Regions from separate parts of the Homo sapiens genome. Here region 2 is linked to region 1. A link is a loop called in an ENCODE intact Hi-C map of the cell type or tissue named here. Cell type or tissue: K562. All regions are shown on one strand. Links, peaks and the distances in the headings refer to the core of each region. The heading gives the core; the rest is flanking DNA. Region 1 has its middle 210 kb from the start of TBCA. Region 2 has its middle 92 kb from the start of TBCA.

Evidence for each region. Peaks named below come from ENCODE experiments on the same cell type or tissue, not always from the same donor. Only the 100,000 strongest peaks of a DNase experiment are listed, where the experiment ranks them.
Region 2: it touches region 1 in a loop (2.3-fold over the local background); 3 of 110 quality-filtered maps call a loop at or near these places.

The regions. Positions count from the first base shown.
Region 1 is chr5:77,975,704-77,990,782 of GRCh38, reverse strand. No RefSeq gene overlaps it. Among named protein-coding and RNA genes, the nearest start is that of TBCA, 210 kb to the right of the region's middle. RefSeq lists enhancers at 2,049-2,568, 2,569-3,088. In K562, for the core only: a CTCF peak has its summit at 8,785; no DNase peak of the experiment used is centred there; H3K27me3 peaks cover 828 bases.
Region 2 is chr5:77,860,708-77,875,786 of GRCh38, reverse strand. No RefSeq gene overlaps it. Among named protein-coding and RNA genes, the nearest start is that of TBCA, 92 kb to the right of the region's middle. RefSeq lists an enhancer at 3,371-3,904. In K562, for the core only: a CTCF peak has its summit at 8,533 (motif pointing left); no DNase peak of the experiment used is centred there; H3K27me3 peaks cover 3,580 bases.

The DNA of each region.
Region 1 (15,079 bases), core at 6,585-11,584:
ATAATGCACTTAATATTTTGGTCCAGAGCAGTGATACATGTATGTGTACAGTAATACATATGTATAACTAGAGACCCCGTATATAATTAGTAATACATGTATATAATGTACAATCAATAGTACATGTATATAATTTACAAATAACATGCATGTTAGAATCTCAGTCAAAACCACCTGGAAACCCCAGGACTGCAGTGTGGCTCCCAGCATGCACTGCTCTGTGCCGCTAAAATACTGACCCCAAAATGCCATTCTGAGCCCCTGGTGATTTTCTCCATAACTGTGCTTTGGGAAGAGTAGGCAGAGAGGCTTCTGTTGAAGTGTGAGGAAGTATTCCCACTTCCCAGACAATAATAAGACTTACCTTGGCCTCTACCATCCCTCACCCCTTTTTCTTCAGGGCCACTTAGAAAAGAACATTGAATGTTCAGTCACCTTAACGAAGGAGCCAAAGGAGCACAGGAGGAGGGAGATCCACTCCCTGGCAGGTTCCCTGTGCAAGGACTAATTACAGCCCACTTTGGAGAAGTCGGAGGCAGGGCACAGGAGCCGCACAGCCTCTGTTGGATGGAGGAAGGAGGGGCCAGGCAGAGGGTGGGATGGCATCTGGATCCCTCTCATCAGGAGTGAGGAATGACTCATGATTCACAAAAGGTCATTGCCTACTGAGGTAGATAAATTACCTATAAGCCTTCAGCAGAGTTAGAGGACCTATTTGGTAGGAAGTTTTCATTAAATCAAAGATTTTATGGCTTCTATTTTGTTGCATAGCAAAAGGGAAATAATTAGTAATTGACAAAGTAAGTGCAGGGAATAAAAAAGTGTAATGTTATTCTAATAGGCCCTGTCTTGGTCTTTAACTTTTCACTTGCAAGCAGCATTATTTTTTAACTCAGATGTATAAAAATCATCCACACTGAGAAAGTGGAACCAATTGCAGTTAAACAATTGAGGGGAGCACTAACCAATAATGGATAGGCTTTAAAATGCCATAAATATTGTTTCTTTTTATTGTGTTTGATTTTTGATGATTCCCATAACCCACTGGTTAAAATTAAATAGACATGGTCTTAGGTATTACTCAAATACATTTTAATGCTAAACTATATAAAGCAGAATATATCTGTGCATGTGTGTACATATATACGTACGTATGTATTATTTTATAGTTTAAAAAATCCAAGGAGTGGGTATTCTACACTTAAATACTGAGGAAAGGAAGGAAGTTGGAAAGTACATATGAAAAATGCAAATATATATATATGTGTATATATATATATAGCCCTGAGTTTCTCAGATGAGTCACTGTTTTTCTACTGATATGTCTATCTTGGAAGACCCCCAGATTATAACAATAGTGACACTGAAATTAAAATTTCTCAAGGGTGAATTCAACTTAACCTATTGGGAGTATCACTGTTGCTTATAAATTAAGCAGATTTTCACAGAATAACAAACATTGGCGCCTATCAGTGAAATGTTTACTCCTTCACATGGCCACAGAGATTTCTTTTTCATAGGATTCCTGCCTTTTTAGCCCCAATTAAATCTGCTTTGGAGGGGATTTGTGCTCCTGTGAGATTCACAGGCAATAAGAAGTAAATGATAAACAAAGTTATATGGAAAATACCAAAATGGGAGAATAGATTCACACTAATTAAAATTATTTTTTAATGCTATCTTCCATAATGAAGGGCATCCTATACTTGGCCTTAGGCTAATCCTTTTTAAAGTACATTTTCTTCTTCTATCCTCACCACAGCCAGATTTGAGAGAGGCTGTCTTCATCTGCATTTTACAGATGAGGGAACTGCTACTTGGAGAAGCTACCACCTTGCTCAGAGTCAGACAGCCGGAGAGGGCGGCTGGGCATGGCCCAAGATCTGCCTGGCTCCTGAGAACTTACAAGAAATTCCTCTGCTCTCTCTCCCAGCCCTGCAGGGACAGTATGAAATGAAGAGGGCACCTAAAATTCAGACAGATAAAGTGCCCAGTACCATGCCTGGAGCTCATTAAACATTAAATTATGGACATTATTTTATATTTAAAAAAATCCAAGGAGTGGGTATTCTCCACTTAGAAACTGAGGAAAGGATGAATGTTAGATAAGAAAAACGGAAATGTTCTCATGAAAGGTCTGTACGGGGGAACGCATGTGAGGCTGCCCCGTTTATCGGCCTTTTCAAGCGTCTCCCCGGTTTCCCAAGTTCTTTATTTAATAGCATTTTAATCATGTCAGATGATGCCATTCTTAACCATTTCCCCACAAAGACTTTCCCACTCATTAATAGATTTTGCTGTCGGGGAATGTTTCTGGATAATTATTTAGCAGCTTCTCTTCTAGATTTCTTCTCACTGGAATGCCATGAATCCTGAAATGGAGCAAACAGGAGGGCGCTCGCATTTGTGACCCTCAAGACATCAGGTGGGTTCTGGCAACGTTGCCGGAAGGTGGGTGATTTACTGGCTTTACTGCCCAGTGAGTGACAGCCACTGAGTCTCCTGACCGCCCGGGGCCTCGGGTTCTTCTTGTGGTCAGGTGGGACAGCAGAGAGATGTGTGGAAATCAGGGCGAAGCAGGTCCTCCCACGGCATCCCTCTCCCACGGGACGCCAGCATCCTTCGGTGGGGCTCTGCGTGCACCCAGGGAGCGGGGCTGGGTCTCTGGGCTTTGGGCGTCTGAGGCAGGGAAACACCCTTGGTAGCCTTCGTCCTCTTCCTATATGTTTAAATCCGGGACAATCGTACGTGAGACTTCTCCAGTCACATACATAAACACCCTGATTTCTTTTCCCCTTCACTTCAAGAGTTTGGGCCTGCCCTCTGTGACTTCTACCACACAAAAAAGGTGGGCCCTGGGGGACCTAGGCCAAATTTACCAAGGTAGCAGGGGGTTTCCTGAAGCGCTGAGGACACAGGAATTCTAAAAGGCCTTTTACAGAATGTTAATGACTCTTGGGAAATCTCCTAGTTTAACTATATTGCCTCACGAAAATTAACATTGCATTAACCTCTCTATCCTCTTCTACTTTGTTTTGAAAAAGTAGCAGACAGTTTATTCTAAAATGTAACAAACATCCTATTTGTGTTTACTTTTTATGCCACCAACAATGCACTGGGTATTGAGTTGAACCAGGCTCCAAGAGAAAATACAATTAATGAATAGTCACAAGGTTGCTAATCTGATCAATGCCGGGTGATAGGACATTTAATCTGATTGTCTGTGACTGCAATTGCACAGAGCTTTGGCAGCCAAGAGGACCGCCCTGGCTGGCAAGAGCGTTTGTAGTCTGGTCACTCCTTGGGGTGGAGGTGGGGCTGGGGAGCTGTGATGTAAACAGATGTGGGGAGGAGAGAAGGCGCCCAGAGCATGAGAGGAACTGGCTGAAAGGATCGAACACAGGGAGGTGAGCCCACAGAAAGTAGGTACCTTTCATGCCAGGAATGGGAGAGACAGCCCCATTTTTTTTTCTGAGACAGAGTCTCGAAGTGTGGCCCTGGCTGGAGCGCAATGGCCTGATCTCAGCTTACTGCAACCTCTGCCCCTCCAAGTTCAAGCGATTCTCCTGCCTCAGCCTCCCGAGTAGCTGGGATTATAGGCACCTGCCACCACACCCAGTTAATTTTGTTTGTTTGTTTGTTTTAGTAGAGACAGGGTTTCACTATGTTGGCCAGGCTGGTCTCAAACTCCTGACCTTGTGATCCACCCGCCTCGGCCTCCCAGAGTGCTGGCATTATAGGCATGAGCCACCGTGCCTGGCCCACAGCCACATATTTAAGAAGATAATAAAAAAATAATCTTCATGCCCCACATCTCCTTCAGGCAGGTGTCTGGACCCCAGCACAGGAAGCCATGGGCCATGGCAGAGACTCGCACCACTGGATACCCAGGGCTGTGGCAGCAGAGGAGGGTTTCTTCCTCCTGTCCACGGTGCTGTCTTTCCTGAAGTTTCCTGAAGAATCTTCTGACTGAGAGGGTGGTCCGCCTTGTTGGCAATATCCATGGTAATCATCAGTATATATTTCCACCTGAAAACGTAGTGACCCTGCTGATAGCCATAGATTAAAACGTACCAAATGCCTAAACCCCAAGGCAGGACCTGCAGTGGTTGGGGCCAAATAACAGAGGGAGAGGGCCGAGAAATCATCCTCAGCATCTTCCATGATGCCCCCGGAGGCCGTCTGGAGGGCCGGAAATAGACCTGAAGGCAAGTCAGCCAGACTCAGCTGACTCCCACACCCTGACCTGCTGGCCCCTTGCCCTCTCAGACCTGGAGGAGCCTCTCTTGTCCTTTGTTCTTTGAGGGGTCAGTGGGAGCAGAGCTTTGTGTGGACACCAGCAGGTGGCTCAGTGTTCTCTTAAAACCATGTTTCCACCTGCAGCTGCACCATGAGGGTCTCCTCCTCCTGTTCCACTGCCAGCTTATCTTCCTTGCGGCAGGCACTGAACACCTTCCCAAGACAGGTGTGTTCTAGCCTAGATATGCAGCGACAGTGATGCAAGGCCCCTGACCTCAAGGGGCTCACATCTCAGTGGGGGAACAAGACACACCAATAAGTGTCAATCCGGGCCCGGCACCCTGGCTCACATCTGTAATTCCAACAGTTTGGGAGGCTGAGGTGGACGGATGGCTTGAGGCTGGGAGTTCCAGACCAGCCTGGGCAACACATACCTGGGCAACATGTGCAATGCCATCTCTAAAAAACACACAAAAAAACAAAAAACAAAAAAAGCCTGGCATAGTGGCAGATGCCTGTGGTCCCAGCTAATCTGGAGTCTGGGGCAGAAGGATCACTTGAGACCGGGAGGTCAAGGCTGCAGTGAGCCATGATTGCATCACTGCACTCCAGCTTGGGTGACAGAGTGGGACCCTGTCTCAAAAAAAAAAAAAAAAAAAAAAAAGTGCCAATCCGGGAACAGCCCAGAAGGTAGTTCTGTGTATGGTGACTTTTTTGAAGTCACAAGCACTAAAGGCCCCCATGATGGGGTCCCCCGTGGCCTTTTCAAAAGGTGTTTCTGGACCTCTCTTGAGGCCATGTGATATGAGTGGTTCTGGGTCCTTGTACCTGGGCACACCATAGCTTTGAACTGGTCATAGCTCCTCAGCCACATTTTGATCGATGTTTGTGCTAAGTGCACAAACCATCATGCCAATATCTGACAGATCAATGGAGCCCCCTGAATGCCAGGCTATGAGGTCAGTGGGAAGCTACAAGAGGGTGTTTGCTCAGAGCCTGCATGGGGTTCCAGTTCTCTCCCTCCATCTCCATCCTCCTGCCCCCACCACCACCCGCATGCCCCCTGCTGCCCCTAGCTGCTAAGGACTCTGTTTAAACTGTTGCGGGACCCCAGGGGAACTGGCCAGGGCTCCTAGGAAAGCCCAGGGCAACAACCCAGGAGAAAGAGCTGTTCTCCCAGCTCCCCGGGCTGCTTTGTTTGTTTCTCCCTTTCCCAGGATGTCCCATTCTCAGCTAATGAACAGTTTAAGTGTGCAGATGAGGAGGGAAACAGAGAATGCAAGCCCTGATCATGAAACAATATCAGCAATACGAGAAGCTGCCTGAGTGAAAAAACAGCTCAACCTAAAGGATCTTTTCAAATGCCTGGTTTTGTCCCGAATTTGCCTGTTTGCTTGTCCCCCTCTTTTTCCTTTTCTTTTTAAAACCATTGCAATCAAGCATGCATTAAAATATTGAGGCTGAGGGAAGTACTTCTATGAGCTATTCAAGCCCAAAAGCCTCAAAGAAGGAGGATGGGACTTTGATGGTCTAAATGATTTCCTACTAGAATAAAATTAAAAGCAAGGCAGGGAGTAGCAAACAGCACTTGCCTCTCCCGCACGCCTTGGAGCTTCGCAAATAGAGGGCAACTCTTCAGTGTTTGGTTTAGGGTGAGGGAGGAGGGTTATTATGAGAAAATGAAAAACAATTAGGTTGAGAACCGGGGGTGGGTGATTCATGGGAGTGGCTCAAGGTTGCGCTTAAGGGGGCCCTGCCTTTCCCGCTGGCGCGATGGCTGGGGGCACCGTCTCCTCTCTGAAAAGTGTGCTCCCACTCTGGCTTGTGCTGGCCTCTGCCTCCAGGCCTGCAGAGCTGAGGCTCTACTCCTCCGCAGAGTGTAAACAAACCAGAGTCCTCTCCCTGCGATAACTGTGACATGAGAAGCCATTTCTTCCTTGTTAAGTAGAAGAAGCCCACCCCTGAGAAACCTTGTTCCCAAGGCCTGTGCACTGCTAATGGAATTTTTAACTCAACCTAACCGCACCTGAAGGTAATCAGCTCTGGGCCAGTTGTGCATTCGAAGTCCCTGTCAGGCTGACAGGAGGGCAGAATTAGATGGTTTGATAACATTTCTCTCTGTGCACCCTTGCAACAATGTTGGGGCAAGTGTCCGAGGGAAGGGTCTTCTCTGGTTGTCCCTGCTCTTGCACCAAAATAGGACAACAGGAATCTACCCCTCCTCCTGATTGGAGCGCCCTCACCCAAGAGATGAGGGGTCTGGCTTTCAGAACATTACTTCCACGTTTCTCCCCCCAACCCCCCAGAAGACAGGCTGTTGAGGTTCAGGGTGTTAAAATAAGGCTGTAAAAGCTTTTTCAGACAAAGATGTATTTCTAGTAGGAAGTAAATTGTACATTCCAATTTTCAGTATTTTCACCCCAACTCTCAAGTCACAGAATGTTTTAAAAACAGTGCCCAGTCATTGAAAATGCCAGCCAGCTATTTTGAAGTTGCATTCTATTCTTAGCATGGGACAGAATCTTCTGGTAGGGAACTTTCAAGAAACAAGATTTTCAAGGAGAAGCCTGAGGCAATTTTAAGAGGGATACTCTAGCCATATGTATAACATTTTCCCCCACTCTCCTGTTTCTAATTCCATTTTAGAGGCTTGAAAATGCGTTTTTTTTCCCTTTATCAATTTTGTGTTTTTCGACTTGGCAAACATTGACTCTTTTCTGTGTCCTAAATGGAGGTGAAATTAACTTGTCTGTTTCTTAAATAAAAATAAATAAACAACTTCAGTATGTATAGATCCAGATCCTGCCAAATGCTTTTTTGTGGTATGCCAATGTCACCGAGGAATGTCAGCTCAGCACCGTGATTAGCATTTTACAACTGCTGTAGAGCCAAATGTTGAGAGAATAACAAATGCTGTTTTGGGCCCCATGAAAATTACAGCTTAAGAAATGGAATTTTTCAGTCATATAGCTGGAAAATAAAAAGCGGGAGTCTGGGATCCAGATGACTTCATTTTCAGGCAACTAACTTTAAGATCAAGATTAGAGTCTAAAAATGTATGCATGTTAATTTAGTTTTAGTTTTTTTTTTAACTTTTATTTTACATTCAGGGGTACATGTGCAGGTTTGTTATAGAGGTAAACTTGTGTCATGGGGGTTTGTTGTACAGATTATTTTGTCACCCAGGTATTAAGCCTAGTACCCAGTAGTTATTTTTCCTGACCCTCTTCCTCCTCCCACCCTTCACCCTCCCATAGGCCCCACACTGTATATTGTTCCCTTCTGTGTATCCATGTGTGCTCATCATTTAGTTCCCACTTATAAGTGAGAACATGCGGTATTTGTTTTTCTGTCCCTGCGTTAGTTTGCTAAGAATAATGGCCTCCAACTTCATCCATGTTCCTGTAAAGGACATGATTTCATTCTTTTCTATGGCTACATAGCATTCTATGATGTATGTATAGTTTTACTTTTAAAACACTTTCATCTCTAAAGGTTTGTATTATGAGTCCACTTCAGGTTTTGTGAACCCTAATTGCCAACTTAAAAAATGATATTAAGTTGAAAGCTACAAGTGAGGGGAAATATTTGCATAGCATATATCTGATAAAGAACTTGAATCTAGAATGTATAAAAAAACTTTGACAATTTATAAGACCAACAAGCCAATTAAAAACAGGTAAAAAAAAAAATTGAAACGACACTTCACCAAAGAAGATAAACAAATAGCTAATTAGCACATGAAAGGATGTTCGAAACCATTGGGTATCAGGGAAACACAAATTAAAACTACCATGAGATCTCAGTACACACCCATAAGGGTTGCTGAAATTAAAAAGAAAGTCTCTGCTAGTAAGAATGCAAAATCATACAGCTACTTTGGAAAACAGCTTAGCAGGTTCTTAAAATTGTTCCCAACAGGAAACAACCCAAATATTGTTAACTGGTGAATAAATACACAATTCCATTCAATGGAATATCATTCAGCAACAAAAAGGAATGAATGACACATGGCTACATGGATAAATCTCAAAAACATCATGCTAAGTGAAAAAAGCCAGACACACAAAACTGGATACATAGGATTATATTTATATGACATTCTGGAAAAGGCAAAATTACTGGGGCAAGAGACAGATCACTACACAGAGACAGAAGGAAACTTTTTCGGGTAATGGAAATGTTCTGTTTCTTGATCGTGATAACTGTTACACAACTGTGTACTTTTGTCAAAACTCATCAAACTGTACACTGTATACTTTAAGGGAGTGAATTTTATTGTGTTAGTTACACCTGACTTTATAAATGTGACTTTAAGAAAGACACCACCACTTGGTGTGATAGGCTGAATAAGGCTCCCAAAGGTATCAATGTCCTAATCCCTGGAACCTATGACAGACTATTACCTTGGATGGTAGAAGACACTTTGCAGATGTGATTAAATTAAGGGTTTTGAGATGAGGGGATGATCTTGGGTTAGACCAGTGGGCCCTCAATGCAATCACAAGCAAGGCAGAGGGAGCTCTGACACAGAAGAGGAGAAGGCTGTGTGGCAGGAGCAGAGGGAAGCACCGTTGGAGAGAGGAGATGCTGCGCTGGTGCCCTGAAGGTGAAGGAAGGGGCCATGAGCCAAGCAATGCAAGGAACGCAGCTCTAAAAGCTGGGAAAGGCAGGGAACAGATTCTCCCTTAGAGGATGACCCTGCCAACACCTCAACTTCAGCCCAGTGATACTGATTTCAGACTTCTGACCTCTAAAACTGTCCAGTAATAACTGTGTCTTGTTTTAAGCTACTAAATTTGTGGTAATTTGTTACAGTGGCCATAGGAAACGGATGCACTAGGGCAAAGGTCCCCAGCCCCCATGCCACAGACTGGTACTGGTCTGCAGGACCATTAGGAACCGGGCGGCACAGCAGGAGGTGAGCGGCAGGGTAGCAAGAATTACCGCCTGAGCTCCACCTCCTGTCAGATCGGTGGTGGCATTAGATTCTCATAGGAGCTCAAACCCTATTATGAACTGCATATGTGCGGGCTCTAGGTTGTGTGCTCCTTGTGAGAATCTGATACCTGATGATCTAAGGTGAAACAGTTTCATCCTGAAACCATCCCCTCCAACAACATCCATGGAAAAACTGTCTTCCACAAAACTGGTTGCTTATGCCAAAAAAGTTGGGGACCACTGCACTAGAGAACAAAATAAAATTGGAACACAGATCTCAAGGGACAGTCTTGCTCTCATTTAACATGAGGACTGATGGCATAGACCAGCATCCTTAGACTCAGTATCTGAGATGCCTTTTTAAAACTGCGTGATTCTGACCTCGCCCCTCCTTTCCCACCTTCCTTTCTGTCTCACCGTTACCTCCCTCCCTACTCCTGCCAACCTAACTCAGTCTGAATGATGGGCCCTAGGTAGCTGCTGTGGGCATAAAGCTGCTGTTCGAGTGCCCCAAACTTTGAGACACCTTGGTCTAGACAGAGCATTTTCTATTCTCATAATCATAATTCAGCACAATTGCTGCTGCTTATTTGTAGGGTTTGTTCCATGCATGGCATCTAGCAGGTACTCAGAGAGTATATTTATCTATTTGACAACTCCCTAAACACAAACCTCTCCAACAGTCTCTATGTTTGCTGAGTGAATTCCACATTCCATGATCCTTGCTATAATCCTACTCTTTTTTTTTTTTTTTTTTTTTTTTTTTTTGAGATAGGATCTTGCTCTGTCACCTAGGCTGGAGTGCAGTGGTGTGATCACAGCTCACTGCAACCTAGACCTCCCAGGTTCCAGCAATCCTCCCACCTAAACCTCCCCATCAGCTGGGACTACAGGCACATGCCACCAAGTCAGGCTAATTTTTTCTTTTATTTTTCGTAGAGACAGGGTTTTGCCATGTTGCCCAGGCTTGTCTCAAACTCCTGGGCTCAAGTGATCCACCCACCTTGGCCTTTCAAAGTGCTAGGATTATAGGCATGAGCCACCATGCCCAGCCCTAATAATCCTACTCTTCATCAAATTTTACTAAAAGCCATTGATCATTGGCCAAGCATGTCACTCATTTTCCTTTATAAATCCCATGGCTTCATTTGTGGCTTATGGATTTTAGAAGCAAACAGGCTTACAGTATCATGAAGGGGAGGCCATGCTCAACAATTGTTAAAAATTACACACACACACACACACACACACACTCAGAGAGGGAGAGAGAGAGAGAGAAATTGTACCTTTTTTTGGGTTTTTCTATATTCTATCCTTGAGATCCAGAAACCAACAAGATAAAATGCTGGCATTTGGCAATCCTCATGGTCAGCCATGCACCTCCCTCTTTGGCATCCCTCTGTCCACCAGATGCCACTTCTATCTGCCCAGCTGAAACACCATGTTGATAAAAGGGACTCCCATAACCTACTGCCAGGGCCAGCCTCCCCGCTGGGGCATGGCAGAGTCAGTTTTTACTGCAGAAGATGGGTATAGACCAACCTGAAGAGTCTTCCATATTTGGTGATAAGTTTACTGTGCTTGACTTTCAGATTGATGTAAGAAGTGTGTCAATGATGTAAAATCAATAGAGCTTGAGAACCCTCTCTGGTTGCTTCTGCTGGATGATAGCGAAGAGAAGCCTGCAAATGTCTAGGCACTAGTGCGAGGTCCATTTAATGTGGTTAGCAAAGCTGACAGTTTGCACAGTTTAAATCCTATCCAGTGAAAGCCCAAGCCCTATCAAATAACAGTTGAAAAGAAAAATGTGAGAGAGAGGAGAGAGAGGGGTAATTTTAAAGGCAGAATTACCAAACAGTTCCATTTGTATGCAGGCAAATTTATGTTTCCATGAGAATCTGCCAGGCTACTCTAGCAGTTTTAGCAATGCATTGCTCTACCCATGTTTATCAAATATTTAAACACCCCATTTTTATTGAGCCATAATGTCTGCTGAATATGTAAGCAAAAGAAGAAGGATGAATTTTCTTTTTCACAGCAAGACTACAATGGCAACTCTTTGCTCATCATCTGTTCCCATTTATAGAATAAAGTCACATTTGGATTCTCTTATTTGCTAGAAAAAAATAAATAAATCATTCTCTGTCTTCCATAAATACATATTATCTAGGTCCAAATCAATTGATTGATCTATCACAACATTAATTGATCAACGTAGCATCTGTCTGTCCATTTATTAATCTGAGAGAGAAGCAGATGACATTTAATTAGTTCCATAATGGAATAACACTTTTCCTTCAATTAGCACAGCCATGAATGTGGTAAGAAGGTTCTATTTCTTGAAAGCAAGTAATATTTATTATTTCATTGCATCAGCTCTAACAAATCAGTTTAGAGATTGAATAGCTCCTATTTAAAATGAGTATCATTGGTCAGAAATATCCATTTTGAGTATGGTGCCTATATTATAGGCTGTAAATCTCCATAGCAAATGATTGCAGCTCCTGTAAACTAAACCAATGTCCAAACCACCTTGCTCATTATGATGGAACATAATCAGTGAACTCATAAAACGATTGGAGCTGAAATCATATTTTGCACTCACAGCAGCAATGGAATAACAAATAAGCCATAGAGATGAATATACATATTCATTTTTCCTCCCCACAAAAACACACAAACCTCACTTTCTCACTTTCTAGCTGTATAAGAGTCAACACAGTGATGCTCTGAAATACAGTGACAAATCATGTTTGATGAAGGAGATGGCTTCTGCTATAGTGCTTTCCATTCACTGGGGATCAGTGGATGGTTTGTGAAGGTCTCTCTCTAAAAAGTCAGAATCATAATTCCAAGTCCAGAGGTCAGGAATTTGTTTTCATAGTGTCAAAACCATATTTTAAAGATGTAATGCATATTCTGGTATCTGTGCTGGGTGGTGTACTGCTTGTTACAGAGATTACTGAGGTTTTACAACACAGAGTTTAGGTCAAGAATGAAAAGTTTTGAAGATTTACATTTTTCTCCAGCATTGACCTTTTGGCTTTATTCCTTAATTAAGCAAAGACACGGCAGCAAAAGGGAGTATTATGGGCCTGCTGTATCCCCGGGGCGTTATGAGACACCAGACAGAGTTAAGCTATCTCAAGACAACCATGTTCTCTGGAGTTACTTTATTGCTATTATAAAAAATCTTTATTATGGGAAAATATGTATTTTTATGCCAGAAGAAGATGAAGATGACAGTTAAGCTGTTGAAAGGTAGTTTCAGTTGAGCTTCGTGCCCACTGAGATTGTAAAACACCCAAGACTAGGGGAGGCGTCCTGATGGAATCTTAAGAAACCTAAAGGGGTATATTAATCTTTGGGAAATTCATAGTTGGAACAGGGTACCATTAACTGGCACTTTCCAGTTATCAAGATATTTTATGAAACTGAAAAAAGTCCTATTACACTTGCTAACAGGGCCAACTTTGGGGGTGTGGTTAATAAAATAATCTCTTTCCAGATTGTCTTGACTGGAAGAACCTTGAGATTCTGAATCCCCAGTGATGCCTGCTGCTTTTCTTACAGGCTGTTAGCAGGGCACTTCTGTAGAAGCTTCTGTGTGAGTTTGCTTTTCTTTTACTAAGGGGGGAAAACATTATTGAAGGCTTTTTAATTGCTGCATTTTTCTTTTCCATTGAGAATCTGGCACTTTCCAATTCTATTTGCATTGTTTTTTTTTGTGTGTGTGTGTTTTTGTGTTTTGTTTGTTTGTTTGTTTGTTTGTTTTTTCAGATGGAGTCTCGCTCTGTCGCCCAGGCTGGAGTGCAGTGGTGCGATCTAGGCTCACTGCAAGCTCCGCCTCCCGGGTTCACGCCATTCTCCTGCCTCAGCCTCCCAAGTAGCTGGGACTACAGGCGCCCGCCACCACACCCAGCTAATTTTTTGTATTTTTAGTAGAGACGGGGTTTCACCTTGTTTGCCAGGATGGTCTCCATCTCCTGACCTCGTGATCCACCCGCCTCGGCCTCCCAAGGTACTGGGATTACAGGCGTGAGCCACCGCGACCGGCAGATTTGCATTGTTTTTAAAGCAAATAAACTGCCCTCTCCGTTCCGAAAAAGAGTCACCTTGACTTAAAAATCACTCACACATCTTTCCATTGATGTTTACCAAAGTAAGACTTCTTTTTAAAAGAATGTTATTATCGAAAACTTTCATCATGAGGCTCCTTTGCTACCAAGAAAATTTATATACTTGCTCATCTATTAATCTTTGTGTTTATTACTTACATTTCTGTCCCACTAAATTCTGGAGAAAATTTGAAGTGGCTCTTGGATTTATCTTCTTCTGGCTTTTACTAATGAATCTTCCAGGAACTGCCTCCTGAACTCTGTCTGTTATGTGTATGTAGCCTAGGAACAAATAATAGAATTATGTCCCTTCTACCCAAGGTAGGAAGAGATGAATTGGGAACTTTAATCCACACTTTAGCTTCTGAACTGGGGAAATCCAGCCAAGCAGAGTGGCTGACAACCTGTCATCCCGACACTTTGGGAGGCTGAAGCGGACGAATCACTTGAGGCCAGTTCAAGACCAGCCTGGCCAACATGGTGAAACCCCATCTCTACTAAAAAATACAAAAATTAGCCAGGTGTGGTGTCGTGTGCCTGTAGTCCCAGCTCCTTGAGAAGCTGAGGCATGAGAATCACTTGAACATGGGAGGTGGAGGTTGAAGTGAGCCGAGATTGTGCTGCTTTACTCCAGCGACAGAATGAGACTCTTGTCTCAAAAAAAAAAAAAAATGTAGCAGGGAATCATTTAATTATTAGCATCTTTTGCTTGGCAAAAGAGTTGTAGTCTTACCTGGTATATTCGAAGTCAAGAGGAAGCTAAGGACCCACGTTCAAAAGGGGCAGTTCACAAAACAGAATTGCCAGAAGGCAAGACCTTTGTTTCTCCATTTGTGAGGCACCACCTTTAGAGCCAGCTCTACGATAGGTGAGTTATGGAGTGACACTCCTCACTATCCAAGCCAACCATTTAGCCTCCTTCATGAGAATCAAATCCTACCAAGAAGCAAAAGCCAAAACAAAAATTGCATGGACAAAAAACCCATGTTCCTATGTAAAGAGAGACCGAGGTGAATTTTTAAATAAATTGTTATTTTCCTGTCACATTGCTAAGCAGATTTCACATGAGAAAGTCTATAGCACTGGTCTCACTGCAGCTGGCCACCTCAGAATCAGGAGCTCCAAGCTGCCTCCCATCCATCCTCTCTTCTTGCTGCCCCTCAGGAGCTCCGCAGGGCAAAGCTCACCACACACATTAGTGTGCACTGAAAATCTGTCAACCCAAGGTTATGGCCCACTTTTTAGGTTTGTTTTTTTTTTCAGTATAATAAAACTGCCTTCCAGGCATTTGGAACAGTTCCTTGAGTCATAATGGGACTTCACTTGTTGATCCCACAAGTGATTCGTGCAGAGCCTATTTTGCGAATTGCACAGTGAAGGAGCAGCAAGATAGACAAGATGAAACACTGTCTCTGCTTCTGTCTGGAACAACATGGTATTAGGAAAGAGGAACATGTTCCTTTTTCCCTCTCACTCTACAAAGGGAACCACTGAGGGTGTGAACCAGCAAGAGAAATTCCAGCTGGACCTAGAGAGAAATGGAGCTGGAAGGGATTTGGGTGTGGGGCGGCAAGGAGTGGGCCTGTAACTTAGAGGAATTCTGTGGCTAATTTACTCTCTGCAGACTTAGATATTCAGAGTCCTTTCCTTATGGTGGAAAAGGTTTCCTGGGTACCAGTTTCCTAGAGAGAATGCCATTTTAGTTTTCTGTTTTATTATATTCTTATTTTGGATAGAATTTGTTGCATAATATAAGTTTGTTGGGCCCACCCTAAAGAAAG
Region 2 (15,079 bases), core at 5,660-10,659, 110 kb after region 1:
CTGGATTTTCCCGTGCTTATTTCCTCACTGCCACCACCACCACCAGCAGCAGCAAGCCCTATCCCTCTGCAGTTTGTCATCATCTTGTTACCATAAAAATCACATCTCAGTTTGGGCTGCAGGGCTCAGAAAATGTACAAGCACCATGTTAAATGTTATGATGTGAAACATCATTTATTTCTTCAAGAATTCAGTCCAGAGCTGGGGCCATGGTTTTGCAAAATTTGTTGTTCTGCCTCCTCCTCTCTCGTTCTTTTCTTCTCCTAAATCTCTTTCTCTTGCTCTCTTTTTCCTATTGACCACTTGTTAAATCTTTTTGTTTGTTTCCCCTCTTTCTCCTGGGACCCTCCGACAGGCAGCCTTGCCAGATTCATTTTCTGATCAAAGCTGTTTGATTTGGTCAATTTTGCCACATTGGAGACGTTCTCTATTACAGAGATAAATAGCTTTGGGCTAACTGTCAACGAAAACTTGTAAGCTAATAAATTATTCCAATTTCTTCTCGCGGATTTCTCTGGAGACAGCCCTAGGAAATACACTTTTTGATTAGTAAATTTCTCTGTGTGTGTGTCTGGACATTCAAATGTGTCGGCTTTGATTAGCACCATTGCTTTTCAAGTCGACGTTGGCTGAGGGGCTGTCAGTTGCAGGCAGCCCTGATGCATAATGCATCAACTGGGCCCAGAAACAGGAGCCTCTTCCAAGTCTGGAAAGGTGGGAAAATTGCCCTAACAACCCCACTGGCCCACTCTGCACCAAAGGGAGCTCAACTTGAAAGTCTTGACAAGACTTGCTTCAGCTGCAGTGGAAGCCACCCACGCTGGGCTGGAGAGACCACGACTGCAGGCCTGCCAAGAACCAAAGCCGCTGCTCCACCTGCTCCACCACCACCTCTCCCTCCCACAGTTTTGCCCCTGCATCCTCACCCACACGCTCCACTCCATCATCCTGGAGTCCCTGGGCAAAGGCCAGCCCCTTCTGGGCAGGCCTAGATTTCCCTTTGCCTCCCCTTGGATTCTGGTTTGCCGTTTGTCTAGTTAAGGGCCCTTGGGTTGTTATAGAAACAATATTTTGGCTATAACAAATCAATCGGTGCGTGTGAACGCAAACATACAGATCATTTATCAATGGCAAAATACCCTAAATTATGACCTTTCTAAAACCTATCAGAAGGGCGAGCGAATGCATAATGTAAATTAAAGTTTGAAGGGTCAGCGGTTTTTACTTTCACTATTCATCTTTCTTTCACCTTATAGGTTTAAGAACAAGAGGGCTGTGTAATTACATTTCAATGGGGTGCAGCGGTTCATTATTCCCAGCTATACCAATCTGCTGCAACATTTCCAATGCAGTCAGGTACATTTTAGCAGATATTAGTTGGTATAAGACCATACTTGCTCTTTGGACTGATAACATCTTTTAATGCATAACAGTGCTATCATCTCAATTTAGAAAAGGCTAAAAGGGTGAGGATTTTTTCTCAGATCAATACAGTTGTTCATATTTTATAAATGTGGTAAAGCCTATCTGGTAATTCTTCCCAGATATGATTTGCCCTTTGCCTCCCAGTTGCTCCCTGTCTCTGATTATCATTTCCCAAAGTCCCCACCACCCCATGTGTTAGGAGACAACATTTTGTGCTGAAGCCCACTGCACTGATGGAAATGGGTAGCTTCCAACAGAAAACCCTTCTGTTGCCAATGATCTGGCTCCAGTGGTGACGGGGCCGCGCTGCTGAGCGCAAGGGCTCTGAAGTTCCAGCTTAGCCCTGAGGTTTGGTGATAGCAGCCATTGTGTTCTTTCTACCTGTGGAGCCAGCATGCACCTTCGGAAACAATTGATGTACTCTGCCCCAGAATATGCAGCCACAGTGGAGTCACCAGAGTGAGACGAAGGGGACCTCTTGTATCTTGAAGAAATCCTGTAGAATAGAACAAATCTTAAATGTCTTCTTCAAGCAAAGAAGCCAGTCCCAGAGCAATAAATAAAGTTTATTTATTGCTATATATATATATATAGCAATATATATTTATATTATTTATTTGTTATATATATATGTAAGAATGTAGGTATACATACATGTGTCTGTGTGTACATGAATGAAAATGTATGTAAATCATGTAAATCTCCTAATAAAGGCTGGAAAATACACATCAAATGGCAAAGTAGTTATCCCTGGGGAAAGGAATGAAGGAGGATAACTTACATTTTGCAAAAATCTTTTACCCACAAGATTGCATTCATATTTGACTTGTGTAATGAGAGAGAGAGATGGAAGGAAGGAAGGAAGGAAGGAGCAGGAAGGAAGGAAGGAGAAAGAAAAGAAGAAGGAAGGAAGGAGCAGGAAGGAAGGAAGGAGAAAGAAAAGGAAGGAAGGAAAAGAAAGAAAGAAGGGAAGAAAGGAAGGAAGGAAAGAAGGAGGAAGGGACTTCTTTTTAAAATTTTTTAAAATTATGAAACACAAAATTTACTATTGTAACCATTTTTAAGTGTACAATTCATTAGTGTTAAGTATACTCACATTGTTGTACAACTAATCTCCAGAACTTTCCTCTTGCAAAACTGAAACTCTATTGTCATTAAATAACAACTCCCCATTGCCTCCTTGCCTCCTCTGTCCAGATGCTGGCAACTACCATTCTATTTTCTGTCCCTATTAATGAGTCTGACTACTCTAAATACCTCTTGTAAGTAGAATCATGCAGGATTTGTCTTTTTGTGACTGGTTTGTTTCACTTAGCATAGTGTCCTCACAAGGTTCAGCCATGTTGTAGCATGTGCCAGAATTTCCTTCCTTTTTAAGGCTAAATAATATTCCATTATATTATTATATATAAGGAATATTATATATTATTATATATTATATTTCTATATAAGGAATGTATATATTCCCTTCTAAAGCTAAATAATATTCCATTATTTTGGAATATAATTATAGTCCATTAATTATAGAATACTCCATTATGCCATTTGTCTAGTTAAGGGCCTTTAACTAGACAAATATTTAAGGAACTAATAATTCCAATTATTATTCCATATTATTGGTTCCAAATAATATTCCATTATTTATTGGATATAATTATGTTCCATTAATTATAGCATATAATTATACTATGATGGAATATTATTTGGCCTTAAAAATATATATATATCCCTCATATAAAGATAAACACACATTTGTTTATATATATATATATTTATTGTTTTTAAGGCTAAATAATAGATAAACACACATTTTGTTTATCTCTCTATCCATTGATGGATACCTGAGTTGCTTCCACCTCTTGGCTATTGTGAGTAATGCTGCTACCAACACAGCTGTACAAATGTCTCTCCAAGATTCTGCTTTGAATTCTTTGGACACATACCCAGGAGTGGAATTGCTGGATCATATGGTAATTGTATTTTTAATTTTTTGAGGAAAGAACTTTCTGAAAATAATTTTTTTTAAAAAAAGTTTACTATCGTCCTAGGCTCACATAGGGTTTAGGACCTAACCACTACAGCTCTGTGGAGAACACAGCTAAGTGTGGGGAGAGCCAACCCTTATCCTTCTTGATTAGGAGAGAGTTCTGACACCGTAAGAGGCATTAAGGAGGCTCCTGGGCCAGCCACTGATAGCCCTGCCTTATGTTAAACTAAGACTTCTTAAGGAATTCATTGCTTGGGCTCCCTGCATTCCTGCAAGGCAGATCAGGAATGAGAAGTTAGATAACTGTTAAAAGCATGCTCTGAGTTAGTGGGTATCGAAGCTCCAGAGCACAAATTGATCCAAGGCAAAGACCACTAGATCATGCTACTTCCAGCCCGTGCAAAGTGGCTACCAAATGGCTATTTTCTAAACGCGTGGTGTTTCTGTAACCTTGGCCGAGGGCTTTCAACCCTATACAATCGTGCAAGTAGACAGAGGTAAGAGCACCTTTTCTCGTGTTAACGTTAATTTTATTTTCAGAAATGAGTCAGGCCTGCATCTGCCTGTTGAGAAAAGCTATTTTCCAAAGTAGTGTCTGCACTTGGCATGACCTTAGGTGGGCCATGGACTTGCTCTGTGTTCACTTTTGCAAGAAACTTTTTAGGAAAGATTGTAAAACACTTTGAAAGCTAGCAACATTTGTGTACCAAAAGTCTGTTTCTCCCAACTCAATTCTGGCTGTTCTCTTCACACAACTTAACAGAGTTAATTGATGCCTAACTCTTTCTTAGTTTTTCCCCATCTGAAAAAAAGTATTAAGTTCCTTATTTCCCAGGTGGTATTTTCTTAATATTTCTAAGTAACATAGTCACTGGACCACCTACATCAGCATTGCCTCTGCCTTATGTTAAAATGCCTCGGGAAATTCTGAGGTGAGGCGGGATTTTTTAAGATGAAAATTTTGCGGCACCACATCAAACTGAACCGGAATCCAAGAGGGACAAGTCAAGGACTCTGCATTTTAAAAATCATTTGTTGAGGTTCACATAATATAAAACTAAGCATTTTTAAACGCTTTAGTACATTTACCACGCTGGGCAACCACCACTTCTATCTACTTTCAAAACATTTGTATCACTTGAGAGGCAAACTTGTCCAACCAGCGGCCTGTGTGTGGCCTGCACATGACCCAGGACAGCTTTGAATGCGGCCCAACACAAATTTTTAAACTTTCTTACAACATTGTAAATTTTTATGACTTTTGTTTGCTTGTTTTTTAGCTCATCAGCTATCATTAGTGTTAGTCTATTTTATGTGTGGCCCAAGACAATTCTTCTTCTTCCAGTGTGGCCCAGGGAACTAAAAAAACTGGACACCTCTGCTTTAGAGTAAAACCCCTTAGTCATTAAAAAGAATCTGCATTTTTAACAAGCTCCTCATGTTGTCACTGCACACCCTAGGGTTTGAGAACCACTGTAGTTAATTTAAAGGTGGGAGGCCGGGCGCGGTGGCTCACGCCTGTAGTCCCAGCACTTTGGGAGGCCGAGGCGGGCAGATCATGAGGTCAGGAGATCGAGACCATCCTGGCTAACACGGTGAAACCCGGTCTCTACTAAAAATACAAAAAATTAGCCGGGCGTGGTGGCGGGCGCCTGTAGTCCCAGCTACTTGGGAGGCTGAGGCAGGAGAATGGCGTGAACCCGGGAGGCAGAGCTTGCAGTGAGCCGAGATCGTGCCGCTGCACTCCAGCCTGGGTGACAGAGCGAGATTCCGCCTCAAAAAAAAAAAAAAAAAAAAAGAATTAGGTGGGAGGTACATAAATATGACATTGAACCACATAGGTGAGCAAGTTTATGATCCTGGATGTTAGGATTTCAACTGCATTCTGTTAATAATGTCTTCTATAATGCTATGGGGTTTGTATCACATTTCACATCATTAAAAGACTGGATCCTTACAGCATACTTGAGAAGTAAGCATTAGCACATCCATTTTACAGATTTGAAAAGCAAAGTTCATCATGGCTTCTTAGTGGAACTTGACCTAGCTACAAAGAGGCGGAGTACGATCTGGAATCTAGGCCTCTGGCTTTGGGATCTTGGCCTCCCTCTTGTGAGCACCTCCACTGAGAAGCCCCTGACCCTGCTAGGAAGGCTGCAGAATGAAGGGACTCAGCCTGAGAGAGGCCTCTACACCTCAGGGGCTACTTTCATTTTAAAAGTTCTTTTTAATGCCTCTGCTTTTCAGAGTCTCATTTGGCCCCTCAAAAAGGTTCGAGATATATGGCAACCCATGAAAGGGAAACAGAAAAGTTATAACAGATGAGCAAAACAGTTTGAAATATTGATGTATTTAAAAGAGGTCTCTCTTGGTGCCATTGGAGAAGCGTTGCCATTTCTTACTTAATGGATTAACTGCTAGGCTGACATACAGTGTCTTTTTAAACAAAGCTCCCTGCTAATCCAGACCAGTCTCTTATGTACTATTTGTTCACCCAATCTAACATGCATCAGAGCCTGAACGTGTGTTGTCTGTGGATAACTAAGGCTGGGATCACGCAAAATGGTTGATCACAGATCTGAACTGGCATTTGGTTTACCCTGACAATAACCTGAAAATATCTCTATAGATACACAGATAAACGTGGCAGACAGTTACTTTGCTTATCCTGTTTTGCATTGACTGGAACTTAGAGATGCAGGTTTCAATTGGATAAAAACACGGCAGCTAAAATATTTTGCCTTGCAATAGAGAAAGGAAACTGCATATGGCTGAAACCCTCCCCGACCGCCTGCTCTTCCCCCAGTCAAGGTGTCTGTCACCAAAAAAGGGCTATATTTGTAAATGTTAACGAAAGCTAAACACAGGGTTTTGCTATGGTAAGAAAATGCCACACTCCCCTTCTCCATAAATTGGGTTTCTAGGAAGCAATCCCTCCCCCAAGAAACGGCTTGTGGGGAGGGCAAAGCAACCAGCTGGGTTGTAGGAGTAATAAAGAAGGAGAATCAATAGGGCATGCAATGGAGCCAAGGTGCTGCCATTTATCACGCCGCTTCTCTGACTCCAATCATTCATCATGCTCAATGAGGCAGCAAATAGGAAAATGACTATTTGTATCAAACACATCTGCACTCATCCACTGAGGTATTTTATTCCCATTAACTCTGAAAGTAAAATACGCAGAGTTTTCTAGCTTCTTTCAGCTCAGGTTGGCAGAAGAAATTCACAGCCTATGAGCACAAACGTCGGCATGAGTTTGCACAGCATTTCTGGGAAGGATTTGGGGGGATGCCGCGGTCTTGCAGAGCTATCCCGGCCCCCGACGTTTTAGCACGGCTCTCGGAAATGCGGTCGTCTAAACTCACCACCCAGCTTCCCCTTCTCCCCAGTGATGAGAACACCATCAAGGATACAGTAAATACTCATTACATTATCTCTCAATGGTTCCCTTTTTATCTCATAAATTACCCCTGCTAGGTGGCATGGAAGCTAATTTCACTAAGTCTGTGGAAGATCAGATGTAAATGGGAGGATTATCATCATTATGGTGTAATATCCCATGAAATGGTAGCATCATTCCTGGTTCTTTTTATGAGGTGCGCAAGTTTATTTCAGCCTGCAAACGTGCTTCTGTGGCCCTCAGCGGGACGGAGAACCAGGCGGTTGCGGCAAAAAGAGCTTGGGATTTCAAGGCAGGATTTTCTCCAGGCCTAGAAAGGAGAAGCCTCTGCCCAGAGAAAGGTGAGTGCAGCCAGGTTTGTGGAAAGTTCTCCCTGGTCTTTTCACTGGCACCAATTTTAAGCCGAGCAGAACCGTGCTGCCTCCCCGCAAATCACCACCATCCCGCCTGCCCCTTGAACATCTCTAAACCTTTAAGCTGACCTTATTTTTGCCTCATTCTTCCTGGTTTCTCTTGTAATTAAACTGATTTTCCTGCTCAATCTCTGTGAATTCCTCCCTGTGCATGGGAGAACTCGTCCTAAATAGAGAAATAAATGAAGGAGTGTTGGGACTCCTGCCTCTTCCGGCCTGCAGGCCCTGAGAGAGCACACAGGAAGTGAGCCAGGGCTTTGGGATGGGACCAGCTGAAGTGGACTCAGCCAGGTGCCAGGCTGCTGCCCCTGTGGAATTGTTCTCTTAACCCAAACAGGAGGGCCGTTCTCTCAGGGCCTGGAATTCTAATCCCACCTCTGATTTATCTTCTGCTCATTAAGTTTGGCATGTATAACTGATTATTTCGGGAGCAATCTGGTGGCATCTGCTGGTGGCTGTGGGCACAGGATGTGTCAGCCACACTGGGCAGTAATCACACACACACATGCACACACACAAACACATGCGTAGCCGGCCACACACCCCCACAGTGAACTCTAGCAACCTCCCCTCTTAGTGCCCCTCTCTGTGTGAATACCTGTCTGGCATATTCACCATTAGGTGCCAGGGGTGGGGTTATGTTCTAATATCATAAACCACTGGCCTGGACGGCATATCAAGAGAAGACATGGGCAGGACCTGGGCTGTGTTTATGGCATGTTAGATCATGGAAAAAAAGACTAAAAACTTTAAAATGAGAACATAATCCAAGCAATTCCTCATAACAACAAACACTGTCTAAATTATCTGCACAAGTGGTAAATATATGAATACCTGTTTATATATTTAAACAGAATACTCATACTGATATAGATTGAACTAATTTTTCTAGCTTCAAAACAGATTTTGGGGGCTCTCCCCCAAGAGTTGGAGCTCTAGTCCTTGGTGACATTCGGGGATTCCTTTCTGTGTATTATAGCCACGGGTTGTGCCTGGAGGCTGTGATAAGAATTGCAGCATTATTTAAGGCAGTGAAATATGGGTCTGGAATGTTAAATTTTATTGTTGAATAGGCTCTATTGCCAAAATGCCCTTAAAAAGTGCATTTTATGTATTTAACATTTTTGTTTTCTTGTATGATCTTTGTGAAAGGCATTTAAAGCAAACCATAAACAAAGAAATATTGATATGGAAATCATTTAGTACTGTGCACAGCCACTTTCATGTAAGAAAAACATTTTTGAGTTTGTTTTTTAGACATCTATTCCCCCTACTGGTGATATTTATTCTTATTTGGCTACCCAAAAAAAAAAAAAAAAAAAAAAAGTTCAGATAATAGGAAGAGAAGAAGCCTGACTGGATTGTTTGAATATCTCAGTGATGTGATTGCTTTTGCGACAAATTCTTAAATTGTAGACTTTCTAACCCCTCTGCCACTAAGGACAGTTACTTTGCAAAGTTGTCCTTTCTCCTTGAACTCTGAAGCACGTATTCCATTGTCACTTCAGAGTGTGAAATGTGGAATGTCCTTACTGATGGGCTGTGGCCGCCACTGTTCATTTGGATAATGGAAGTTGGAGACTAAAGAAACCTTGGACTTTTCTGTCCTCAAAAACTACCTGTCCAGATCTGGTCTGCTTATAAGACACCCAGATTGGGAAGCAATATATCATAGAAGGGCCTATTGTAAGGTGTTTTTACATAATGGCTCCCTTGGACATCTTTGCACCTAGGGAAGCTTATGGAGACCCCCCACCTCACCTCCTCCATGGCTGGGTCATTGCCTTCCCATGTGCTCTCATAGCCCTTGTCCTCCTGCGGCCATATACTGCATTGTAATGACCTGGCTCCTTGGCCACCTCCCCAACAGAACCATACATTTCATGAAAGTAGGACTGGGCTTGCCTGAACCATAGTGGGTAATCCACAGAGCACAGGATACCTTTGCCCTCCCTCCAGGGCAGCAGTCGGATGCCTCGTATCTAGAAGTCCTAACAAAGCAAGAGAGTGCAGGGCAGGGCCACCTTTTTTGGAACTCCAGGGGGTTCCACTGCTGTCCACGTGAATGGTGCCCCTGAGGCTCACAGTGCCCAACCTGCATGGCCACATGCAGCCACCCTGGCTCCACTCCTTTGGGGCTGAGTGGGAGGCAAGAGGAAGACAGGGAGCTGATGCCCACCCAGTGGCTACCACATGCTGGGCACTCTGCCAGCTGCTGGCATCCACATCCATGCCCTTGCTTAGTCCTCAGGCCCGCCCATATCCACCCTGCCTCCCTCCCACCCGCCCCACTCCTGCTCCGTCTCCTGCTGTAGGAGCTAAGGGGAGCAGGAAAGGCAAGACACCTCCGAGGGGTCCAAGACCAGGTGCATGAGGATGGGCACACACTTACATTCCCACAACCCCCAGGACTGCCCACCACCCTTCTCGCTGTTCATTTCCCATTTCACAACTCTAGAAAGTAGTTAGAAGTTCTAGATACTATTCAAGTCAAAGTTTTGTTATTATTATTATGATTATCATTAAACAATACAACGAAAACATCATTTGCAACAGAGCTTTGTTGGGGGTGGGAAACACCTAGCAGGACACTTCTAGCACCCCTCGCACTGCCCCAGCACCCCACATGCCCCCGCTCTTCTTCACTGGAAAATGAGGACAAGGGAGCAGAGTGGACAAACGGAGGCTGGAAAGGCACCTGTAGTAGCGCAGGGGCTGGTCTGTGGCTGCTGCTTGTCTGAAGTGGGGAATCGTACCCCTTCCTCCTCGCACAGGCTGTTGAGTTCCTAGAAGGAGACGAAGGAAAAGCCCTAGAAGGTTTGTGTTTGCATGTGCTAGAAAGGGAGAGAAGAACCACAGAAGAACCCAGAGGCTCCTGCCCCATCCCGGGCCCTGGCGTACTGCAAGGTACCCACACATTCCATGGGGACAGGAGGGCTGGGGTCTGCTGCTTCCCTTCGGGTGGGGGATGTTGAATGGCCTGGAGCCTAAAGTTAACGCATGCCTGACCAGCTCTTTAGGCTCTTTAGAGGAAGGACTCCGCCTGTGACACGTGCCCTTATAATGTGCCCAAGGCCCCTGAAAGCCCACTTGGAGCCCACGTGGCTGTGGCTTTCCAACCCACCTGCCCTCAGGGGGAGAGCTTCCTGGAGCAACATTTACCTCAGCCACCTCTAAGCTACCAGAGCCCCTGTCCACGAATTGCCTCCACCCTTCCAACAGCAAATCAGTACCTTTGCTGCTTCTGACAAAGGACCGCTCCCAACTGCCACATCGGAGCCTCTGTTTCCTCATCCAGATGTCGACACTAGCAAGTGTTCTTTCAGAAGGAGGATGACAGGACACTTTAGGAGCCACAGCAACCACACACAGGGAACGAGCGACTGCCGGGGCAGCTGATCAAGCAGGAAGTCCCACTTATTTGTCCTTCAGGCCCCACACCCTTGCAATGACCTGTGTAGGCTGCTCCTCCACTGGAGGCTGGCCCAGCCCCACAGACTAAGCAGGGAACACAGTTTGCAACCTAAACGGGGTGGGGAAGCCAAAAGTCCAGTTAGCAGATCCCATGGGGTGGCCAGGGAGGGTCACGGAATGGGCATTTAGGCTCACAGGACTGGGGTTCTAATCCTGACCCTGTCACCTTCTTGTGTCTTTGGAAAAATCTCCGAACTGGAGTTTCTCATTCTCAAATTGGGGGACTTGATGAGATGATGTCTAAGGCATTCCTCTTCCTTAACATTCTGGAATCCTAAGAGAGCAGAAGGTATGAGGCACCCCCTGTCCTCTCAAGCTCCAGCAATCCATGGAAAACTCTGCAGCGACAAAGAGCTCTCTTCTAACAAGATTTCTGGAATAATGGACTCCTTTAACAAGACTAATGTAATCAGCAAAGTATTCATGAATCCGAAATAATGTATTAAATTTCATGTGGCCTTTTAAAATTAAGAGGGAGAGCCGAACAAAATGTACAGTGGACATTATGAACTTAAAAGCCTTGAGAAATCACTCCATTACATTTAGTAAATATGTGTCAAACCCCTGCTTCATGCCAAGCACAGTGCTAGGCTCCAGGAGCCCAGGATGAATAAGACAGCCCCTACCCTGCAAAGAAATCAAGGTATGGCGTGGGCAGACCAACATGTCAAAAATGTCATTTCAAAATGCTTTAGTAAAGACGGTGACAGAGATGTGCCCAGGATGTTCTGGGGCTCAGCCCAGCCTGGGGAAAGTTCTAAAAATGTTCTTATAGAAAGTAATGTCTGAACTGACTTTGAAAGACGTACTTCAGGCCTTTTTGCTGAACCCAAAGCTCTACAAAGCTTTCCTACTTCAGCACAATATCTACCTGCACTATTGAGGTTAGGTCAAGTTATTGTTGAGGCTCTTTTATCTTTCCCCACTGGCCAGCAACCCATGAGGACTACTGAGAGCAGGAGAGGAGAGTCAAACGTTCTTAGCCAATTCCTTTCCAATTATTCTACACATTGGCATAGGTTTGGGTTAGATTAGCATCTTCAGGCTCAAATTTTAAGTATCCTGAAGTATATTCCACCGACAGAAAAGCTGACTTAAGATCACGGATTAGGATCAATTATGATTCTCCATCCCTGAACTAGACTAGCCTTTCACCAAAGTGCTCAGTAACTTCCTTAAAGCTCACTTATAGCAGGTAGGGATGGAAGGAAGAAGAGAAATGCCGACACAACTCTAGGCAGGTTAGAAAGCTTGAGATCTTCACTGAATTATATTAAATGTCTTAAGTCTACACTTGGTGTGCTCCCCTTGAAGTGGCTTAAATTTATCGAGTTTCTAGATTAAATTAGACTTTCTTTTTAGAAACAAAACAAAAACCTTAGGAAAATATCACTGTAGAGCTACTACATACAGATATTCTGCAGATACCATTATTTTTCATGTTTTAGAAAATAGGAGATATATAAATGTCACTGGGGTTGTGAAAAGAAGATCTTGTTTGTTCCAAAGAAGATTCTAGAACAAAGCACTAAAAAGATTGATTGTGAGCTCCTAGAAGAGAAAACTGGCCTCAAGGTCTTCAGGACAAGCCACAACAAACAAAAGACAGAATTATCATAGGCCTAATAAATCTGGAATTAGGGAGGATTGCCTCGTACAGTATCCTGTAGGCATGACAGAAACAATGTGTGTGATGCCAGGACCTTGGTTGGATTCATAACTAGTTGCATGGCTCTCTGGAAATGAGCTGATTTGAATATGTGTCATCTTAGGAGTTTTGTAGTATAATGCCCTAGAGAGCAGCCTTGCAACTTTTTGGAACAAGGCAGGGAGGAAAGAGTGTAAGAGAGGAAGAAAAAGAAAATAAGGCAGAAGGAAAGAGAATAAGGGCTCTGAGCTTAATTTGATTCTGTCTCGCATTTGTATTAATTTGGAAGATGGTGTAAAGAGCATGATCACCGAAATTGTAGAGTATGCCAATCAGGAAGAGAACTGGGATGCAAAAAGTCCTTAGGATAAGATAATGGGCTAAATACAAAAGATGAAATGTAACTGGGATGAATGCAAGCTTCTATCTATGGGTCCAAAAAATCAATCTTGCAAGTTAAGAGAGACATGAATTAGCTGCAACATTTATAAAACATAAAAATCCTGAAAGACTAAGGCTTTGAATTGACTATAGCTCAATGGCAATGGGGCCAAATAATCAAATGGGATTTTAGATTAAAATGAGGGAGCTGATGGTTCTCTTTTACTCTAAACTCCTCAAACCATGTCCGGAAAATTGTGTCCAGCTCTGGGCCTCATGCTTTAAGAAGATGGTAGCAAAGTGGAATGTGTCCAGAGGAATAACCAGGAGAGAAAAAACCCAAGTGTTCTCCTGGAAAAGAGAAGATAAGAAGAAAAAAAGTGCTGACTTCAAGTGTTCAAAAGGAATTGGATTTTGGGGAGAGACAAATCTGAGACTGATATGAGGAAGAACTTTCTAACAAAGCTATTGAGAATTAAAATGGGCCACCTTGGGAGCTAGTGATGTGCCTATCAGGAGAAGTGTTTTAACACAGGCCGAAGGCTACTGCTGTAGAATGAGGTAGAAGGGTCCCTCTCTGTATACAGGTTTTCTTTATAGATTCTTGCGGGAAGTATTCTCTGTCAGGCATCATGCTGGGCACTGGGGATGCCAGGACATTGTGCCTTCCATGAGTGAGACAGATCACAATCATAGCCCAACAAGACACATGTGGTCCTGGATATATGAAAAATAAGTACAATAAGCAAGGGAAAGGGAGTTACTAACACTGCGGTGAAGATGAATTCTTGGCCGGGCAAAGCAAAGGAGAGAGTAGTGTAGTGGCATCCCGCTGGGGAAGTTCCTGGGTGTGTGGGGATGGAAACAGTCCGGTGGGAGATGAGACCACAGAGGTGGGCTGGGGCTGGGTTGTCAAGGACGTTGGGTTGTACAATAAATGAGCTCGCTCTCTCTCCAGGAGGAGGAGGAGAGAACTGGCAGGGACTCCTTAAAATAGAGATGTAGGACAGTGATTCTGGTGACAGAGAAGGTGGACTGAACTCAGGAGAAATTGGTGACAGGAAGACTGGTTAGTCATTTCCAGTTCTGAGGTACTTGATTTCATAGGGTGATAGTAAATGTGAACATCTTTGGATGAAAAATGCTTTTACAGGAGGCTAACAACAAGAGGGCAGCTCTGTGCAGAAACAAGTTGTTTGTCTATGAAAATGAGCAGAAAAGGTCTGGGCAGACCTGGCTGTGTGATCCCAGGTCATGAAGACCCGGTCCAGGACATGGTCAGGACTGACCAGGCAGGTTTTCCAGGGAGAGTAGCTTTACAGAGTTTCTAAATGAGCCCATCAGCATTGGACAAATAAGTCTTGCATGAACTGAATATAAACTTAAACAGGGAATTGGAGAGAAATTGATAGAGGGCTTTCCAGCCTTTGAAGCTCTCAAGGACTCTAAGACCTGAGAAACAGAAAAGCTGCCTCTGCCATTAGGAGCCTGCCTGGCCCTCACAGCTAGGCCTTAGTAGTCTCCTGTTGAACACTTTCACAGAACTCCAGACAAGGCCACTCTGTGAATATCATGATAAGGCAAATCAAGACCCCTTCATAGTCGTGTCTGATCTCAAACCAGAACAAGAACATTGTCCAAACCACAAAAATGATCAGACATTCCCTTATCAGGCTAATAGAAGCGACTGCTGCTGCTTTGCCAATTACAGCTTTAGCCTCACTTCATTCTTCCCATCTTTTAGATAAGATTTGTTAAGATAATCAAAGATTTATCTTGTTTCCTGATGGAATCCAATGCACAGCAGAACCCTCTATTTCCTTGAACGCTCCTCCAAATCACCTAACTGAAGTCTAAGTCCTATAAGTAGTCCTTTCTAACCCCTATTACTGAGCTGCCTCATGGTTCCTCATGGTGCATGTTCTCTTTCCTTGCAATATGTCAACAAATCCATTTGTTCCTGGTGGTCTGTGGCAGGAACACATTGACATACCATTACATTATACTTTATCCCGAGCTTTCTTCTCAGGGGTTCTAGTGTCTCTGAGGTTTTTATGTAAAATGTTATACATCACTAGCAGTGGTGGGCTAGTCCATGGACTGTTTTGAGCACAGGCCTAGGCTGTCCTCTTGTCCACCTGATGCATTACAAAACCAGCTCAAATATTAGCAGCTTCTAAGAAGATTCCTGATATCTCTTCCTTGAAATGACCCATTCTCTGAGACCCTACTGCACATGATATGAGCCTTGTTTGGCAAATATTTCACGGTGTTGTAAATATTTTTAAGCACTCTTCTATAAGAAGAATTTGAACTCATTGAGGGCAAGGACTCTGTCATATTCATTTTTG